Linked DNA regions of Homo sapiens: region 2 is linked to region 1. The links are chromatin loops, found by intact Hi-C in ENCODE. Cell type or tissue: psoas muscle. All regions are shown on one strand. Links, peaks and the distances in the headings refer to the core of each region. The heading gives the core; the rest is flanking DNA.

Evidence for each region. Hi-C counts contacts between places; a loop is a spot of excess contacts. Peaks named below come from ENCODE experiments on the same cell type or tissue, not always from the same donor. Only the 100,000 strongest peaks of a DNase experiment are listed, where the experiment ranks them.
Region 2: it touches region 1 in a loop (2.5-fold over the local background); 9 of 110 quality-filtered maps call a loop at or near these places.

The regions. Positions count from the first base shown.
Region 1 is chr10:91,752,555-91,762,654 of GRCh38, reverse strand. No RefSeq gene overlaps it. Among named protein-coding and RNA genes, the nearest start is that of TNKS2-DT, 41 kb to the left of the region's middle. In psoas muscle, for the core only: a CTCF peak has its summit at 3,913 (motif pointing left); no DNase peak of the experiment used is centred there.
Region 2 is chr10:91,821,025-91,831,124 of GRCh38, reverse strand. TNKS2 (tankyrase 2) reads right to left here. Exons shown (of 27, transcript NM_025235.4): 7 at 8,763-8,829; 8 at 3,922-4,108; 9 at 2,719-2,840; 10 at 111-202; 11 at 1-22. Among named protein-coding and RNA genes, the nearest start is that of TNKS2, 28 kb to the right of the region's middle. In psoas muscle, for the core only: no CTCF peak of the experiment used is centred there; no DNase peak of the experiment used is centred there; H3K27ac peaks cover 1,812 bases.

The DNA.
Region 1 (10,100 bases), core at 653-8,652:
TCATGATGTTCTTTTTGATGTGCTGTTGGTTTGCTAGTATTTTGTTGAGGATTTTGCGTCTATGTTTATCAGGGATATTGGCCTATAGTTTTCTTTTTTTGTTGTGTCCTTGCCTGGCTTTGTTATCAGGGTGATACTGGCTTTGTAGAATGAGTAAGGGAGGATTCCCTCCTCAGCATTTGGAACAGTTTCAGTAGGATTGGTACTACTTCTTTGTACATCTGGCAAAATTTGGCTGTGAATCCCTCTTGTCCTGGATTTTTGTTATTGTTGTCAGGAGATTTTTAAAAAATTACTGATTCAGTTTAACTACTTGCCATTTGTCTGCTCAAGATTTCTATGTCTTCCTGGTTCAATCTTGAGAAGTTGTATGTTTACAGGAATTTGTCTGTTTTCTCTAGGTTTTCTAGTTTGTGCACATAGGGGTGCTAATAATAGTCTCTGATGATCTTCTGTATTTCTGTATTGTCCATTGTAATGTCTCCTTTATAATTTCTGATTGTGCTTATTTGAATCTTCTCTATTTTTTTCTTGATTAACCTAGCAAGGAGTATATCAGCCTGTTTACCTTTTCAAATAACCAACTTTTTGTTGATCCTTTGTTTCTTTTTTTGATCTCAATTTCTCTGATCTTTGTTATTTCTTTTCTTAGGCTAGATTTCGGTGTGGTTTGTTCTTGTTTTTCTAGTTCCTTGAGTTGCAACATTTGGTTGTTAATTTGAGATCTTCCTGTCTTTTTGATGTAGGCAAGCTACAAACTTCCTTGTCAGTGCTGTCAGTGGGGTGTTGAAATTCCCCATTATTATTGTATTGCTGTCTATCTCTTTTCTTATGTCTAGTAGTATTTGTTTTATGAATCTAGGTACTTTGGTGTTGGGTGCATATATATTTAGAATTGTTACATTTTCTTGTTGAATTCTTTTATCATTTTATAATGACCTTCTTTGTCTTTTTTTCCTGTTGTTGGTTTAAAGTCTGTTTTATCTGATGTGAGTATAGCCACTACTGCTTTCTTTGTTTTCTGTTTGTGTGGAATGTCTTTTTCCACTCCTTTACTTTGAGTTTGTAAATATCTTTACCCATTAGGTGGGTTTCTTGTAAGCAGTATTTGGTTGGATTTTATTTTTTATCCACTCTTCCAGTGTATGTCTTTTAAGTGGAGCATTTAGTCCATTTACATTCAAGGTTAATATTGATATATGAATTTTTTTCCCATTATGATGTTAATTGTTACCTAGTTGCTTTGTAGTCTCAATTGTGAAATTGCTTTATAAGACCTGTGAGCTTTATACGTTTGTGTGCTTTTATGATGATGAGTATTGCCTTTTCATTTCCATGTTTAGAACTCCTTTGAACATTTTTTGTACAACTGGTCTAGTGTTGATGGATTTCCTTAGCATTGACTTGTCTGGGAAATACTTTAGTTATTCTTTATTTATAAAGCTTAGTTTAGTAGGATAAAAAATTCTTGGCCAGCAGTTCCTTTTTTTGGAGATGGAGTCTTACTCTGTCGCCCAGGCTGGAGTGCAGTGGTGTGATCTTGGCTCACTGCAATCTCCGCCTCCTGGGCTCAAGCAAGTCTCCTGCCTCAGCCTCTCAAGTAGCTGGGATTATGGGTGCACACCACCATGCCTGGCTAATTGCCAGCAGTTCTTTTCTTTAAGAGAACTGAAAATAGGACCCTAATCTCTTCTAGCTTATAAGATTTCTGCTGAGAAGTTGCTAGTCTGATGAGATTTTCTTTTTTTTTTTGAGATGGAGTCTTGCTCTGTAGCCCAGACTGCAGTGGTGTGATCTCGGCTCACTGCAACCTTCACCTCCTGAGTTCAAGTAATTCTCCTGCCTCAGCCTCCCTAGTAGCTAGGATTACAGGCCGCACCACCATGCCTGGCTAATTTTTGTATTTTTAGTAGAGATGGAGTTTCACCATGTTGGCCAGGCTGCTCTCGAACTCCTGACCTCAGGTGATCCACCTGCCTCCGCCTGCGTCTGCCTCCCAAAGTGTTGGGATTACAGGTGTGAGCCACCTCACCCAGCCAGGATTTTCTTTATAGGTGATTAGTTGCCTCTCTCTTGCTGCTTTTAGAATTTGTTCCTTCACACTGACTTTGGATAGTCTGATGACTATCTGGGCAAAGATTTTAAAAAGAGGACCTAAAGAATGTGCTAACCATAAAAGATAAAATTAATAAACTGAACTTTACTCATCAAAGATAATGTTAAGACCATAACTGGTCAAGCCCCAGAGTAGAAGATAATTATAATATATTTATATCTTACCACTGACTCACACAAATTAATAAAGAAAAGATAGAAAATATGTGTTTTTTTTTGGAAACAGGGTCTTGCCCTATGGCCCAGGCTGGAGGGAAGTGGTGCAATTATAGCTCACTTCAGCCTCAAACTCCTGAGCTCAAGCAATCCTCTCAGCTTGGTCTCCCAAAGTGTTGGGATTACAGGCATGAGCCATTGTACCTAGCCTGAAAATATTATACAAAATGAAGAAAAGATTGGAACATTCTTAACCAATAAGCATATAAACAATTTCATTAGTTTTCAGGGAAAAGCAATTTAAAACTATAATGAGATATCACTATATACCCACCAGAATGGCTACTGTTTAAAGGACTGACAATACCAAGTGCTGAGGAGGAAATGGAATAGTGGAGTTCGTATCCTGCTTGTGGGAGTGTGGATTGGTACAACTACTTCAGAAAATTGGCAGTATTTACTAAAGCTGAACATATGCAAATGTCATGACTCAGCAATTCCACTTCTAAGTATATGCTCACTCAAAGAAATGCATACACATATTGATTCAGTGTATATATAGAAACTTCATAACAGCACTATTCATAATAGCTCCAAACTGGACACCACACAAATGATCATGAATAAGTAAGTTGTGATGCATAGCAGTGAAAACAAAGTAGATGATTCTCATCAACACAATGAAAAGCCAAACAAGTGGGATGAGTCATATAAACTTCAAAACAGGCGAAAGCCATCTCTGTGGTATTAGATGTCAGAATAATGGTCACCACTTCGGTGAGGTGATTAGGAACGTCTGGGCGGCTGGTAGTGTTCTAGTTCTTGATCTAGGTGCTGGTTATTTGGATGTAACTAAACAAATAGCAAATAAAATTTAAAAAGGTAAAATATACAATTGCACAAAAACGTTTATGTTAATTTCACTTTGCGAACATCAGTCAAGCTATATGCTTACAATTTGTGCACTTTTCTTTAGTTTTGTTATACCTCAATAAAAAGTTTACTGAAAAACAACCAACCACCCAACCAATCCTCTCTGCACTTGGTGCTGAATTTTTGTACTAATCAAATAACAAGGAATCAAATACTAAGGAAATAACAAAACATGTGAGTGGAAGAAACAATTTCCTTGATACAGTAGAAATTGTAGCTTATAACAAATTCTATTCAATGTATCATATTTTAACTTTAAAATACCTTTATGACCTAGAGAAAGGTGTGAAACAAATTCCAAATATAAGTAGTGATAGCCAATCTCTTTTCTTAAATATTAAAGAACACAATTTTTATAACCAACAAGTAACTTTTGATCTGACAATATAAACAATTACACTGAGATAATTTTTATATATGTCTTTCAGTCTCCAGGGCAAAATTCCTTACATGTTTTAGAAAATTTTCAGCCTGAAACAAATAAAATTTCTCTCATTATTTTCTAGAACACATTACATTTTTATCATATTGACTTTTTGCAATGCGGGGGTGAACAAATAAAGTAATACATGAACATTTTGTAGGAGTGAGCCTATTAAATGGCTGCATATATGCTTGCCTCTGTAAAAGGTAAGCTTTAAAACTTGAAAACTGCTGCAAGTTGGCATAGCTCTTACAGTTCTTGGTAAAGACAGCCATCTAGTGGAAATAGTTCTATTGACTTTTGAAGGCTGGCAAATAGAATGAATATGAACCCTCAGTTCAACTTAAACTTCAATGTTGGTTTAAGGCTTAAGAAGAGGTAATCCATCTTAACAGGACATTTATAAAGTTTGGGGCATTTTTGGGGCAAATCATAATTTGCATTTGGAAAGTATTTTAATAATGTTCACAAGGTAAAATTCATTCATTTTCGTGAACTAATTATGGACAACATGTTAATAAAATTTCAACTAATTCTAAAAAAAAAAAAAAAAAAAGGAGAGGTATTAAAAAAAAGATCCAGTATTTGGATGCTCCTTATCTTGTGTCCAGGTCTGGAACTGGGGAGGGAGTGTAGGTTGTGGGGTAGGGAAAAAAATTGGTACTTTGGTCTAGGGAGGAATAGAGTGCCATTAGAATAAAGAGAGCGCTGGACTCAAAGATGCCTTGCTTTGGACTGTATTGAATGCTCTCTCTAGGTGGCAGAAAGAAGACAATTTGGTAGGATAGCAGGAAGTTGGTTTTGTTTTTTTTTTTAATGTAAGCTGAACAACCATGCCTAGTTGTGGTGTAGGAAGTTTAGTTAGTTGGTAGCCATCAGCTCAGTAAGAGTTCTAGAATAAGTATTCCTTTAAGTTGATGGTTTAAATAACTAGAGCCTTGCAATAGATCAAAAGCACACTACAGGCTCTGATTATGAGAAGGAATGGTATGAAGCAAAGAGTCTGAATTAGAACTGTGAAGACGTGAGTTAGGTATGCTTCTGGTGTGTATAATCTTATGACTTTGCTTATTTTACTTACCCGAATTACACTTTTCTTATTTATAAAAACTGTAGAGTAACAAAATCCACTCCAATGACTTGTGCCCAGGGAGAGAGCAACTCTCTTTTTTTGGTTTGTTGGAGTCAGTTGTGATTTAGTGATACCCAGAGACACCTAGTAAAATTCTCTCATTATGGCTTATCATTAATGTGTTTCTCTAACTTTTAACAGGTTTGATGATGGATGCCCTGAACTGTAGGTCAGGTTTTAAATGCAGGCTTTTTCTTACCTTTTATGTTCTTCTAAATTAGAAAATGCTAATTCATAATTGTAAGTCATTAAAAGAGCAAATATTTGAAGGCTTTGTCAGATAGTTTTGGACTTTTGAGTTGCATATTAATCCAGAAATTGTGGAGAGATTTTTCTCTGAGCAGCACATTTGGTTCTCTTCTTGTTCAGATGCCGATATTTCAAATGTTTCAAATATTTGAATGTCTAATAACACTCTGCTTGTGTGTGCGTCTAAGAAATATTTCTTGATATTCTGTTGCAGTGTTTGGTTGTAGTTTTAAAATATGCTTTTGCTCTATCCATAGCTAGTATTCTATCACTACCAAATTATTGATACAGTTTCCATTTCACATCACAGATGGACACAAAATAGATGTTAAACATGTTCTCTTCCTCTGTAGCATGCATTTTCAGTGGTAAACACATAAAGTCATGAGGTCCTTCCTATATCAGGGTCCCCAATCTCTATGCTGTGGAATGGTACAAGTCAGTGGTCTGTTAGGAACTGGGTTGCACAACAGGAGGTGAGCAGCTGGTAAGTGAGCATTACCAGTTGAGATTTGCTTCCTTTCAGATCATTGGCAGCATCAGATTCTCACAGGAGTGCGAACCCTATTGCGAACGGTGCATGCAAGGGATCTAGGTTGCATGCTCCTTATGAGAATCTAATGCCTGATGATCTGAGGTGGAAGAGTTTCATCCCGAAACCATCCCCCCATCCCCATCTGTGGAAAAATTGTCTTCCGTGAAACTGACCCCTGGTGCCAAAAAGGTTGGGGGCCATTAATCTATATAATATATATAATGTTAAGAGGTTGCCATGGCTTGAATATTTGTCACTTCCAAAACTCATGTTGAAATTTAATCCCCAATGTGGCAGTATTGAGAGGTAGGATATTTAAGGGGTGATTGAACCTTGAGGGCTCTGCTCTTATGAATGGATTAATCCATTTATGGATTAATGGATTAGAGGGTTAATGGATTAATAGGTTATCATGGGAATGGAACTGGTGGCTTTATAAAAAGAGGAAGAGAGACCTGAGTATAGCGCATTAACATGTTCAGTCTCCTTACCATGTGATCTCCTGTACCACCACTGGGCTCTGTACAGGATTCCCACCAGCAAGAAAGCTCTCACCAGATGTGGCCCCTTGACCTTGGACTTCTCAGCCTCCAGAACTTAAGAAACAAATTCCTTTTCTCTACAAATTACCCCGTTTCAAGTATTTTGTTATAAGCACAGAAAATGAACTAAGACAGAGGTGACTCATCATTTCAGTGGTTTTGAGCAACTATGTAGAATGAAGTACATTCTAGCACAGATATGTGATAGTAATTACCTTCCATATAGCTATATTTCAGATACTCAGAGTTCAATAGTGTTATCTGACAAATTTTGCTAATAGCTCATTATGCTTTCTAGAAGAAAAACATCAATTTCATTGATTATGGCTATTACTACAAACTTCTTACCAATACTATAACTTATACCTGTTTTTACTGTAAGGAATGAAACTTTGAATGATGTTTCTGTAATTCGGTCTCTTTTGTGCCTTTTGTAATCAAGATTCCTCAATTTAAGACTGGAAAGCATTATCTTGTGCATATTTGGTTACTGGAGAGATCATGGTGCTTTAACTGAAAATGACCCTAATATTTCAAAGTCATAAACCAGTTGATGAATTTTCATAAGAGATAATGTTCTGGAGACTAAGAGCAAATGGCTCATCAGTTCTCAAAAATTCTATCTTCAGATGCCAATCATCATACTTAGTGGAACTTGTCTTTTAAAGCTTCTGTATGGAAAAATTACACTCAGATGTACCTGAACCAATTCTAGTTCTGTATTCACACTATAGATTTGTGATACAATTCATAATGGTAATATTTTTGTTATAATTTTAATCACTATTTTTATACCTTAGTGAACCATTGTTGAGCTTCAATGTATGTTTTCAAATCAGGGATATTACTCAATATAATAGAAAAAACTGCACATTTTACAAACATAAAAATTAATGCCATATCATGTTTAAAAAGTTAGTTTTTTTAAAATTTATTATTATTATACTTTAAGTTTTAGGGTACATGTGCACAATGTGCAGGTTAGTTACATATGTATACATGTGCCATGCTGGTGCGCTGCACCCACTAACTCGTCATCTAGCATTAGGTATATCTCCCAGTGCTATCCCTACCCCCTCCCCCCACCCCACAACAGTCCCCAGAGTGTGATGTTCCCCTTCCTGTGTCCATGTGTTGTTCTCATTGTTCAATTCCCACCTATGAGTGAGAATATGCGGTGTTTGGTTTTTTGTTCTTGTGATAGTTTACTGAGAATGATGATTTCCAATTTCATCCATGTCCCTACAAAGGACGTGAACTCATCATTTTTTATGGCTGCATAGTATTCCATGGTGTATATGTGCCACATTTTCTTAATCCAGTCTATCATTGTTGGATATTTGGGTTGGTTCCAAGTCTTTGCTATTGTGAATAATGCCGCAATAAATATACATGTGCATGTGTCTTTATAGCAGCATGATTTATAGTCCATTGGGTATATACCCAGTAATGGGATGGCTGGGTCAAATGGTATTTCTAGTTCTAGATCCCTGAGGAATCGCCACACTGACTTCCACAATGGTTGAACTAGTTTACAGTCCCACCAACAGTGTAAAAGTGTTCCTATTTCTCCACATCCTCTCCAGCACCTGTTGTTTCCCGACTTTTTAATGATTGCCATTCTAACTGGTGTGAGATGGTATCTCACTGTGGTTTTGATTTGCATTTCTCTGATGGCCAGTGATGGTGAGCATTTTTTCATGTGTTTTTTGGCTGCATAAATGTCTTCTTTTGAGAAGTGTCTGTTCACGTCCTTCACCCACTTTTTGATGGGGTTGTTTGTTTTTTTCTTGTAAATTTGTTTGAGTTCATTGTAGATTCTGGATATTAGCCCTTTGTCAGATGAGTAGGTTGCAAAAATTTTCTCCCATTTTGTAGGTTGCCTGTTCACTCTGATGGTAGTTTCTTTTGCTGTGCAGAAGCTCTTTAGTTTAATTAGATCCCATTTGTCAATTTTGTCTTTTGTTGCCATTGCTTTTGGTGTTTTAGACATGAAGTCCTTGCCCATGCCTATGTCCTGAATGGTAATGCCTAGGTTTTCTTCTAGGGTTTTTATGGTTTTAGGTCTAATGTTTAAGTCTTTAATCCATCTTGAATTGATTTTTGTATAAGGTGTAAGGAAGGGATCAGTTTCAGCTTTCTACATTTGGCTAGCCAGTTTTCCCAGCACCATTTATTAAATAGGGAATCCTTTCCCCATTGCTTGTTTTTCTCAGGTTTGTCAAAGATCAGATAGTTGTACATATGCGGTGTTATTTCTGAGGCCTCTGTTCTGTTCCATTGATCTATATCATCTATATCTCTGCTTTGGTACCAGTACCATGCTGTGTTGGTTACTGTAGCCTTGTAGTATAGTTTGAAGTCAGGTAGTGTGATGCCTCCAGCTTCGATCTTTTGGCTTAGGATTGACTTGGTGATGCGGGCTCTTTTTTGGTTCCGTATGAACTTTAAAGTAGTTTTTTCCAATTCTGTGAAGAAAGTCATTGGTAGCTTGATGGGGATGGCATTGAATCTGTAAATTACCTTGGGCAGTATGGCCATTTTCACGATATTGATTCTTCCTACCCATGAGCATGGAATGTTCTTCCATTTGTTTGTATCCTCTTTTATTTCGTTGAGCAGTGGTTTGTAGTTCTCCTTGAAGAGGTCCTTCACGTCCCTTGTAAGTTGGATTCCTAGGTATTTTATTCTCTTTGAAGCAATTGTGAATGGGAGTTTACTCATGATTTGGCTCTCTGTCTGTTGTTGGTGTATAAGAATGCTTGTGACTTTTGTACATTGATTTTGTATCCTGAGACTTTGCTGAAATTGCTTATCAGCTTAAGGAGATTTTGGGCTGAGATGATGGGGTTTTCTAGATATACAATCATGTCATCTGCAAACAGGGACAATTTGACTTCCTCTTTTCCTAATTGAATACCCTTTATTTCCTTCTCCTGCCTAATTGCCCTAGCCAGAACTTCCAACACTATGTTGAATAGGAGTGGTGAGAGAGGGCATCCCTGTCTTGTGCCAGTTTTCAAAGGGAATGCTTCCAGTTTTTGCCCATTCAGTATGATATTGGCTGTAGGTTTGTCATAGATAGCTCTTATTATTTTGAAATACATCCCATCAATACCTAATTTATTGAGAGTTTTTAGCATGAAGGCTTGTTGAATTTTGTCAAAGGCCTTTTCTGCATCTATTGAGATAATCATGTGGTTTTTGTCTTTGGTTCTGTTTATATGCTGGATTACATTTATTGATTTGCGTATATTGAACCAGCCTTGCATCCCAGGGATGAAGCCCACTTGATCATGGTGGAGAAGCTTTTTGATGTGCTGCTGGATTCGGTTTGCCAGTATTTTATTGAGGATTTTTGCATCGATGTTCATCAAGGATATTGGTCTAAAATTCTCTTTTTTGGTTGTGTCTCTGCCCGGCTTTGGCATCAGGATGAAGCTGGCCTCATCAAATGAGTTAGGGAGGATTCCCTCTTTTTCTATTCATTGGAATAGTTTCAGAAGGAATGGTACCAGTTCCTCCTTGTACCTCTGGTAGAATTCAGCTGTGAATCCATCTGGTCCTGGACTCTTTTTGGTTGGTAAGCTATTGATTATTGCCACAATTTCAGATCCTGTTATTGGTCTATTCAGAGATTCAACTTCTTCCTGGTTTAGTCTGGGGAGAGTGTATGTGTCGAGGAATTTATCCATTTCTTCTAGATTTTCTAGTTTATTTGCGTAGAGGTGTTTGTAGTATTCTCTGATGGTAGTTTGTATTTCTGTGGGATCAGTGGTGATATCCCCTTTATCATTTTTTATTGCATCTATTTGATTCTTCTCTCTTTTTTTCTTTATTAGTCTTGCCAGCGGTCTATCAATTTTGTTGATCCTTTCAAAAAACCAGCTCCTGGATTCATTAATTTTTTGAAGGGTTTTTTGTGTCTCTATTTCCTTCAGTTCTGCTCTGATTTTAGTTATTTCTTGCCTTCTGCTAGCTTTTGAATGTGTTTGCTCTTGCTTTTCTAGTTCT
Region 2 (10,100 bases), core at 1,126-9,125, 68 kb before region 1:
CACGTGCAGAGGAGTCAAGAATCTTAGAGAGAAAAAATCAGCCAGACAGTGAATATATTTTCCAAAAGAGTAAAATCTCAATGATATTTAATCATTAAATGTATACTTACTCTTTAGTCTTTTCATTGATGTTTGCTCCTTTTCTTAGCAACAGTTCACATATTTGCTTTCTTTTGGGATATGGAGATGCAGCAGCACAATGCTAAATAATTTAAATTGCAGCATTAATCAAGGACTATACATAACTGATTTTAAGAACATTCGTGTTTCCAATCAAGAACAATCAAGTAGTTATTTAATCTTTTTGTTTTACTTTTGACGCAACTTTGCTCTTGACTTTTGATTGAATTACAACAATTACCAAATTCTGACAGAACCTGAAAATCCTACCTATCAGATAATATCTATTATTACATATTCCAATCAAACTTTACAGTTGTCCTGTATCTTTGAAAAAGCTAGCACTGGTGTGATGAAAACCTTAATGTGACCAATATCCTTTTCAAAACTGTTTCCAAGTAGCATTGTGTTCATGCAATATTTTAAAGGTTAAGAAAACACCCTTGCAAAGGTTGAGGTTTCTTTACATGAAGAAATAACAGAATATAGCCGGGCACAGTGGCTCAGGCCTGTAATCCCAGCACTTTGGGAGGCCGAGGCAGGCGGGTCACCTGAGGTCAGGAGTTCAAGACCAGCCTGGCCAACATGGTGAAACCCCCTCTCTAATAAAAATACAAAAATTAGCCAGTCGTGGTGGCACGTGCCTGTAATCCCAGCTACTCGGGAGGCTGAGACAGGAGAATCACTTGAACCTGGGAGGTGGAGGTTGCAGTGAGCTGAGATCATGCCACTGCACTCTAGCGTGGGCGACAGAGCAAGACTCCATCTCAAAAAACAAAAAAAGGGAAATAACAGAACACTCATCAGCTCTGGATTCTGTTTGGTAATAGCACTGATACAGCTGATCAGCTGAGCAGTATTTATATCTCTCTCAACTAGTTGCTTCGGCAGAATAAGGAGCATGCATTACCTCTGCAAAATCAGTGGTGGAAAATGATATAATCTGGAGTTTCAGGCTGCAGCATCTCTATCTATGATGTATCCAGGAGGAAAGGAGACAGGAAGTAGAGATTTGCCAGTTATAAGCCTAAGCCTAATATCTGCACAATAGGTGTTCAATAATGTCTGAATGATACATGACTAAATCAATGTATATATGTTAAATTAAAACTGAAACCTGAAAACCTATAGAATAAAAGTTCTGGGTAATTTTTCAGCTAAGTTGCTCTATACATCTAAAAACACAGTACACATGAAATCTGTTCTTTGATTTTAACCTGTTGTTAATCAATCATAAAGCTTATCAGATCCTCATGACTTTGCTGCAGATCCATTCTTTGATGTTGCTGTCACCAAAATCATTCCTTTACTCTAAATAAAACCAATTCTAATTGGAGAACATAGTTCCTTTGGTAGGTTAAGGGTAATCATCCCAGGACACCTATCATGAGAGCGCAGAGACCAGACATGGTTTTTTAAAGACTTTTTTTAAAAATCACATCCACCTCAAATTACACCCTACTCCTCTGCACCATCTTGGAGCAGGGCCTGTAAATCTCTGGGAACCTGTAAGAAACTGCTACTGCACCATAACTACTCACCAACACAACTCCTAGTGTGTTTTAAGGTTAATTACAAAAACGAGTTGCTTCACAGTAGTTATGACCAGAATTTTCCATGTCAGTCTTTCCATGTTTCTTTGTACAGTTTTAATGCTGTTGTGGTTTTAATTTTGTACTAGCATTTCTTATTAGTCTACAGCTTTGCTATTTTTTTTTTTTAAATTTAGAAGTTTCTTACAAGCAGTAAAAAGGTCCAAAATGCTTTATAGGTAGGTTTCTACATAAATTTCATAGTTTACATTATGGCATAAGGCAAAAAACTTCTCATAAAAGATATTAGGTAAGTAAGGCTACCATCAGTTAAATCTGCTTCTACACACATTAACTTACTTATCTTCTCTCACCTGAAGCACATTCTGCAACTCACGCAACAGGATTTACTTTCTTCCTTTTAAATTTCTACCTTTAAGTTTCTTTTTTTCTACCTTTCAATTTTAAGGTAGCCCCTGATTTTACCATTCCCTCTCTTATCTTTTATCATGTATCCCTATTAGCTTCCATTCTTTTCTGTTTTTCGTTAGACTTCTCTACTCACATCTACTTTGTCATAGTTCCACAGTTATTATTACCCCTATCAGGGAAGTAACCTCTAAAATACTTTATTCACATTCTAGATCTAATTTTGAAGAAGGAAGGGACTACACCAAGTGTTTTCATCTGGATGGTGGTATTTATTTTATTTTTCATTATTTTCATTGGGTTCCAAATTTTCTAACCTAAGCATTCATTTTTATAACCCCTAAAAAGGCAAACTATATGTATCACTTATGATAATAAAAGCATTACATATAATACATGTCAGAATATGAATAATTTTTTTTTTCTGAGGATTCTCGAACTGATAATAGCATTGGCTTCTGCAGGGTGAGGTTGTCTATTTTTTGGTACTGTTTAAATTTTTAAAAAATATTTGCATAGGCAGTAATTTTTTAAAACTATAGACTCAAAAAAATGCTAGTTCTAAAAGTAGGATATTATGATTAGTTTAGCACGTTCTTCGTTATTGTATTTTAAAAACTTAAATCTGAAACATTACCAATGCTGTTTCATGTGTTTGAGGATGCTTGAAATTCACCATTTCCAGAGAGAGATGTTTTTTGATTCGAGTAACATCAGCTTCTCGTGCAGCTTGCAGCAACGAGTGGCCTTTAAATTCATCTAGATGAAGAAAAAGCATTTACATGTATAACGAGTTCAAATTGAAAAGCCTTATCTAAAAGACATCTAGTATTTTCCTTGAAATTATTTTCAAAATAATCTTCCAAAATAGCCAGATTGAGGCTCTAAAGATATTCTCCAAATTTAACCCCTGAAAACAGACAGTGGTACTCCAGTTCCCCTAAGTTACGGTGCAACTGTATAGACATATGGCCTCAAGAGTATACACAGGTTTAGCCCACGGCAGATTCATGGTCTGTTTTAATTCGTAATTCATTTTGGGATATCTGGAGTACTACAATATCTTCCTAGACTGGAGAGGTTTTAGAATATTTCAAGCACAAAAATTTTTCTCTGTAAAGAAATAGTGATCTCTACACTGACATCATGGCTATAGCAGACAGCTTTGCTCAAACCATCAGGGAACTGGGAACTAGACAAGTTGGATATTTGCAAAAGCCACCTATGATGATGAAAAAATAAAAGAGGTTTTCCTTAAGATTCTCTTTTACTCATCAGACTTGTGGAACTACCAATCATTCTTTATTATTCCAGGATAATATAAATCCAATATAAGTTGCTTACTTGTATGCACTAATACCATATCCAAACTAGGTGGTTATTTCTCACTACATCTACTTCAGCTATAGACAGAAAACCGAACTTGGCCCAGGTGCCAACAATATCAGATGTTAAGATCTGGAGACTGTTTACAAGATGGCAATCTTATGAAGCTTTAACTTCACAAATTCATAAGCTTCATAGATTAAACAGAAAAATCATATCAAAGATGAAAGCAAAACAAATGCTTTCATTTCAAAGGCATACCATCTAATAAGTCTAATACAGCACATATAAAAAGCATATAACTTGACTTGAAAAAATTAATACAAACATATTTTCTTTTCATAGCATCTTAAGTAGAAACTTCCAAATTATTAAATATGCTAAACAACAGTGGATGCCCATGGCTAAGAAAAATATTCTATTATTTAAACATTTCTAAAAACAAACAGGAAAGAAAAAATGTTCAGTTTATTGATATAATATCCTACCTGAACATTCATAATTTTATACTCACATGCTAATCTTTCTTTTAACTGTGGTGTGGGAGCCAAGTCTATAGCACTTTTATTGTGACAATTGAGCAGTGTTGGGTCTGCACCATAACTTAAGAGAAGAGAACATACTTCAACCCTGTTCTTAGAAGCTGCCTCATGAAGAGGAGTGAATTGCCACAAGTCCATTGCATTTACACAGGCACCATGCTGGAGAGCAAAAAGCATATATTTAATGTTCAATTTTTAAAAGAATTCAGAATTATTCGTACTGTGTAATTTAACATCATACAGGCTAAAACAGGTTATGTTCCCAAAGTTCACTTTTTGAGCCAATTATTTCAGAATGAGTATACATTTTTCCCAATGGAAAAAACAGTAGCTGATTGCTAGCCCTACCAACAAGGGTCTACTTAACTTTTCTACTTTTAAGAACAGTTAAGAACGAAGCTTTAGATTTAACCTGCATCTCTTCCAAGAATGAATGCTCCTCTTGCGGTATAGCTGACATACAGTGAAACATACAACTTTGATGAATTCTGACAAATGTATATATCTGTGATACCATCACCCAAATCAAGATACAAGACACTTTCATTACCCCAGAATGTTTCCTCATGCTCCTTTTATAGACAATTCCTGCCCCGATTCTGGCCACATATTAGATATATCTGTTCTTCAATTTCATAAAAATAGAAGAATATAAATTTCTAACGTATGTACTTCGTCTAGATTCTTTCATACATATAATGTTGCTGAGATTCATTCATGTTGTTGCACAAGTAGTTCATTTTCATTGTTGAGGAGTATTTCACAGTATACATATATCATAATTTGCTTATTTATCATCCTGTTAATGCAGATTTGGACTGTTTCTAGTTGGCTGGTTGAGTATCTCTCATCTGAAAACCTGAAATGCAAAATACTCCAAAATCCAAAACTTTTGAATACCGACATGACGACACAAGTGGAAAATTCCACACCTAACCTTATGCACACAAACTTAATTCGTGCACAAAATTATTAAAAATGTTATATAAAATTATCTTCAGGCTATGTGTATAAGGTGTATATGAAACGTAAGTGAATTTCATGTGCAGACTTGGGTTCCATCCTCAAGATTTCTCATTATGTAGTATATATGCAAATATTCTCAAATCCAAAAAATATCTGAAATCTAAAACACTTCTGGTCCCAAGCATTTCAGATAATGGATACTCAACCTGTGTTACAAATCAGCTATCATAAACATTTCTTTATGCACATATGCTGTCATGGTAGATATATGTTTAACTTTATTAGAAAATGTCAAAGAGTCTTCTAATGTGGCTATCGCACTTTATGCAGCCAGCCACCAGCAACATTTGAGTTCCACTGCTACGTGGCAACGTTTGAGTTCCAGTTGCTACATATCCTTGCTAACACTTTGTATTGTTAGGCTTTTTAATTTTAGCCATTTCCAAGTACTGGAGTTGGCTAAGTATGGACCACTGAAGTCAAACTAGTTTAACCAATCAAACACAAATTTCCTTCTACAGCATTCAACTAAGGTGAACCAGCTTCTTACTCTTTCAGTATTTTTGACAATGGGGAGCTAATTTGCAGTAACATGGCTTTTTATAATTACTAGAGAACTTCTGTTGTTACAAAGCTTTCTTCTATATTAAGTTAAAATATGCACTTTTAACTTTCATCTATTTGCCTTTGGAGCAAAAGACATCATAAAGGGCACTCATCTTTCATATCAGATGGTTTCCACTTATTATCATGGTGGCCCTCAACTAAATATACTTTAGTTTAAAAAATTCATTAAAAAATAATTGAGGCCAGAGGCAGTGGCTTATGCCTATAATTCCAGCACTTTGGGAGGCTGAGGTGGGTGGATCGCTTGAGCTTAGGAGTTCAAGACCAAACTGGGCAACATGGTGAAACCCTATCTCTACAAAAAATAAAAAGATTAACATGTGTGGTGGCACCACACCTGTAATTTTAGCTACTTGGGAGGCTGAGGTGGGAGGATCACCTGAGCCCGGGAAGGTTGCGGCTGCAATGAGCCATGATTGTGCCACTGCACTCCAACCTGGGTGGCAGAGTGAGACCCTCTCCCCTCGACCAAAACAAAACAAAACAAAAAAAACCAAACCAAACCAAACCAAACCGAGAGCCTAAAATCACAGATTCCAGTGTGGTTTGGGTGTGCAGAGTACAGTGCATCCATGATTATATTGCTTGCAATACTATTCTACTATTGGCCCAAAATTATGACAGCTTAAGTTGTCACATTATAATTTATACTTAAAATTGAGTTAATGGGTCATTTAAAAACTCTGTATTATTGTTTAAACAAGAAGTAAACACCAAAGTATTTTCTCCTCTCCCATCTTTTTCTTGTGCGACTTATTTCGTGAACTTAAGTGTCCTTGCTGAGCCCCATTAATCTTACTGGCTTCACCCAGAGCTTAGAGCCTGGTGAGATGGTTTTGAGCCTTGATTCTATCAACTTGAATATTAGTTATCCTTCCCAGCTTCATGTTAATCTGCAAACTGGATAAGCATTCCTTCTAATTTTTTATCAAGTCAACCATAGAAGTGTGCACCACAATAAAGATAAAGATAGAAACTTCAGGCCCTACTGGAGGTTCCAACAGTCCCTTCCAAGCAAAGAAATATCAGTCAACACTCTGCACAGTGGTTCAATTAATTATGAATCTATCTGACATAATTTTTCCCTCCATTCTAGCCAGATCTGTCTACTTGCTTCCTAGTATTCAGAGATTATGAGGAAGAATGTTAAGAGAATTCCCTGTTATTCTTGTGCCTGTTAGAGCCAGACCTTCATTATTTGAATGCTTTGTCCAGGGATCGTGTCTTAGTGCCTTCCATGGCTAGCAAATGCCCTGGTCATGGAAAGCAGTCACTGGGTGTTTGCTGTTAAATGCCAGCTTCTGGTAGCCAAACTATTTAGGCAAGTGTTGCCAATTGACTCAGCACTGCTCAGAATCTGCATTCTCAATCCCTATCTACTTGCTTTCTCCTGACTTTGCTTAACTTTACTATCCTGGTAACTACTTACACCCTCACATTAGCTAACTCCCTCTGTAGGTATGACCTCTAGTCAGCCTTTCATTCTTATTTAGTAAAATACTAGGTCTTAGGAAAGTACCACTCAGTTGTCTTTAAGTCCAAGTGCAATCTGTTTGATGTTTCATTCTTATCCATAGCAACTTTCAAATGTTCTGCTGGAGTCAAGATTCAGTTTTACAAGAAGCAAAAGCATTACTGTTACAAATGTATAACATTACAGCCACATTATAAGTTTAATATGCTACTCAGAGTATCTAATTATTATTATAAAGTTGTTTCTATGGGAAAACGTATTTCATAAGACTCAGGCCCGAAAGGAACCAAAGAGGCACTGGAAACAAGTGTCCTCTTTCTCTTCCCGTAACAGCTGCTGAAAGTGGGGAAAAGTGCTGAAGGAGTAGAATGGGTGCAGGGTAACAGAAGTTAAAAGGTATAGGTAACATCCTGGGATCCACTTCCAAAGATAATATATATCTTCTACTCTCATCTAAAAGGGATCAAAATGGGAAGTTTTGGACTGGGTGTGGTGGCTCACGTCTGTTAATCTCAGCACTTTGGGAGGCTGAGGCAGGCAGATCACTTGAGGTCTGGAGTTCAAGACCAGCCTGGCCAACATGGTGAAACTCTGTATCTACTAAAAATAGAAAATTAGCTGGGCATGGTGGCACATACCTGTAATCCCAGGTACTTGGGAGGCTGAGGCAGGAGAATCGCTTGAACCCAGGAGGCGGAGCTTGCAGTGAGCCGAGATTGCGCCACTGCACTCCAGCCTGGGCGACAGAGCGAGACTCCGTCTCAAAAAAAAAAAAAAAAAAAAAAAAACCAAAAAACCAAAAAAACAACAAAAAAAGTTTCTTGCTAGTCTTGGGAACCTGTTTGTTAAACAGCTGTTGAGCATACTGGAAGAAGTGAACCTTACCAAATCGGCCAGCTCCAACTCGAAGTACAACTGGCAAATCTTGCTATTATATCTGGTGGTTTTAACAAAATATGATTCACTAAAAACTGCTTCTTAGAGTTTTGAAACTTCACCTTTAGCTATAAATTATGGAATCACTTTATCTGCTATTCTACATTATTTTTTTTTTTTTTGAGACAAGGTCTCACTCTTGCCTGCGCTGGAGTGCAGTGGTGCAATCTTGGCTCACTGTAACCTCCATCTCCAGGGTTCAAACGATTCTCCTGCCACAGCCTCCTGAGTAGATGGGATTTCAGATGATGCGTCACAAGATGATGTGTAGCAAGATGACAGTGCTACTTTATATTTAAAAACATATGGTATCCAGGCTGGGCATGGTGGCTCATGGCTGTAATCCCAGCACTTTGGGAGGCCGAGGCAGGTGGATCACTTGAGGTCAGGAGTTCAAGACCAGCCTGGCCAACATGGTGAAACTCCATCTCTAACAAAACTTAGCTGGGCGTGATGGCGCCTGTCTGAAATCCCATCTACTCAGGAGGCTGTGGCAGGAGAATCCTTTGAACCCTGGAGGTGGAGGGTGCAGTGAGCCAAGATTGCACCACTGCACTCCGGCCTGGGCAAGAGTGAGACCTTGTCTCAAAAAAACAAAACAAAACAAAACAAAACATATGGTATCTCAAAAATCTCAAAGCAGTCAAATGCTGAGCTATCAGTCACCTATATTTTATAATGCTTATAAATACTTCTACTTTTTTAAGCACTAAGAACACAGAAAATAAAAAGAAACCCAGACATACTAATGTATTTCAAGTTATTTTATATAACTCTAGAAAGTAATTAGGAGAGTACAAGAGCACTAACCTTGACCAAAAGTTCAGTTACTTCATAATGACCATAAGAACAGGCATTGTGTAATGGTACCAGATCACTACAATGAGAAGGGGGGGAAAATCCTGTTTCAGTATAGATTTCTTAGGCCTAGGGAAATTTATAAATTAAAATTTATTTAATTACTTATACTTAAATAGCAAATGGATTATGTGATGTTCTAATAAAAATGTTCAAAATTTAGTAACATCCATTTGAACCCTAAGTCCTAAGAATTTGAACTCCCAAGTCTCTTTCAAATCCATGTTCCTTTATACTTCACTGCTACTGCCACTGCCTTAGTTTGGGTCTATGTTATTTCTCCCCTGCATTATTGAAATAGCTCCCACCCCACTTTATGCTCCAAGCTGAGGCAGATTTTTCTAAAAGGTAAGTCTAAAAGGCAGATTTTTCTAAAAGGTAAGTTTCACCATTAACTCTGTGCTTTCAAGAGATGGTTCCAACTTATTAACGTGGCACACGCAATTATCTGGCTCCCTCTCTAGGCTTACCCTTCAATAATGGTATATTAAACTTATAATTCCCTGTATGCCTCTACACATACTGTTCCCTGGGTATAGATTTCCCTCCCTCCTTTGTTCTGGCTCATTTCTACATGTCTTTTCCAGACTTAGCTCAAATACTGGCTCATTTTTAAAACTTTTTTGAGATCCTTAATAAGCTGAAACCCAATTCTTCCATGATGGGAATGGAGGAAGAACTTTCTCTATGGGAAGATACGGTGAAACTTTAAAATCTTGACTTCTATCTTGAAGCTTTTCCTTCTCGTTTGGGATCACTCACTAATATGCTGCCATAGCCACCATCATGCCAAACTCTGGTAAGGGATGGTCACCTGTGATTTAGTCTTTAGTTCTATGAGTCCTCTCTTTAAAGGTTCATGGCTTTCCTTACTATTTTTGAATATATGATTCTTCACTTGCCTGAGCACCAATTTTGTTCCTAACTACCTACTAGATGCTACCACTATGTTCCTGTATCACCCCATTAAACTGAGAGTTCTAGGCCAGGCGTGGTGGCTCATGCCTGTAATCTGAGCACTTTGGGAGGCCGAGCCAGGTGATCACCTGAGGTCAGGAGTTTGAGCCTGGCCAACACGGCAAAACCTTGTCTCTACTAAAAATATGAAAATTAGCCAGGCGTGGTGGTGTGCACCTGTAATCCCAGCTACTCAGAAGCCTGAGGCAGGAGAATCACTTGAACCCGGGAGGTGGAGGTTGCAGTGAACCACGATCGCGCCACTGCACTCCAGCCTGGGCGACAGAGCAAGACTCCGTCTAAAAAAAATAAAATAAAATAAAAAATACAACA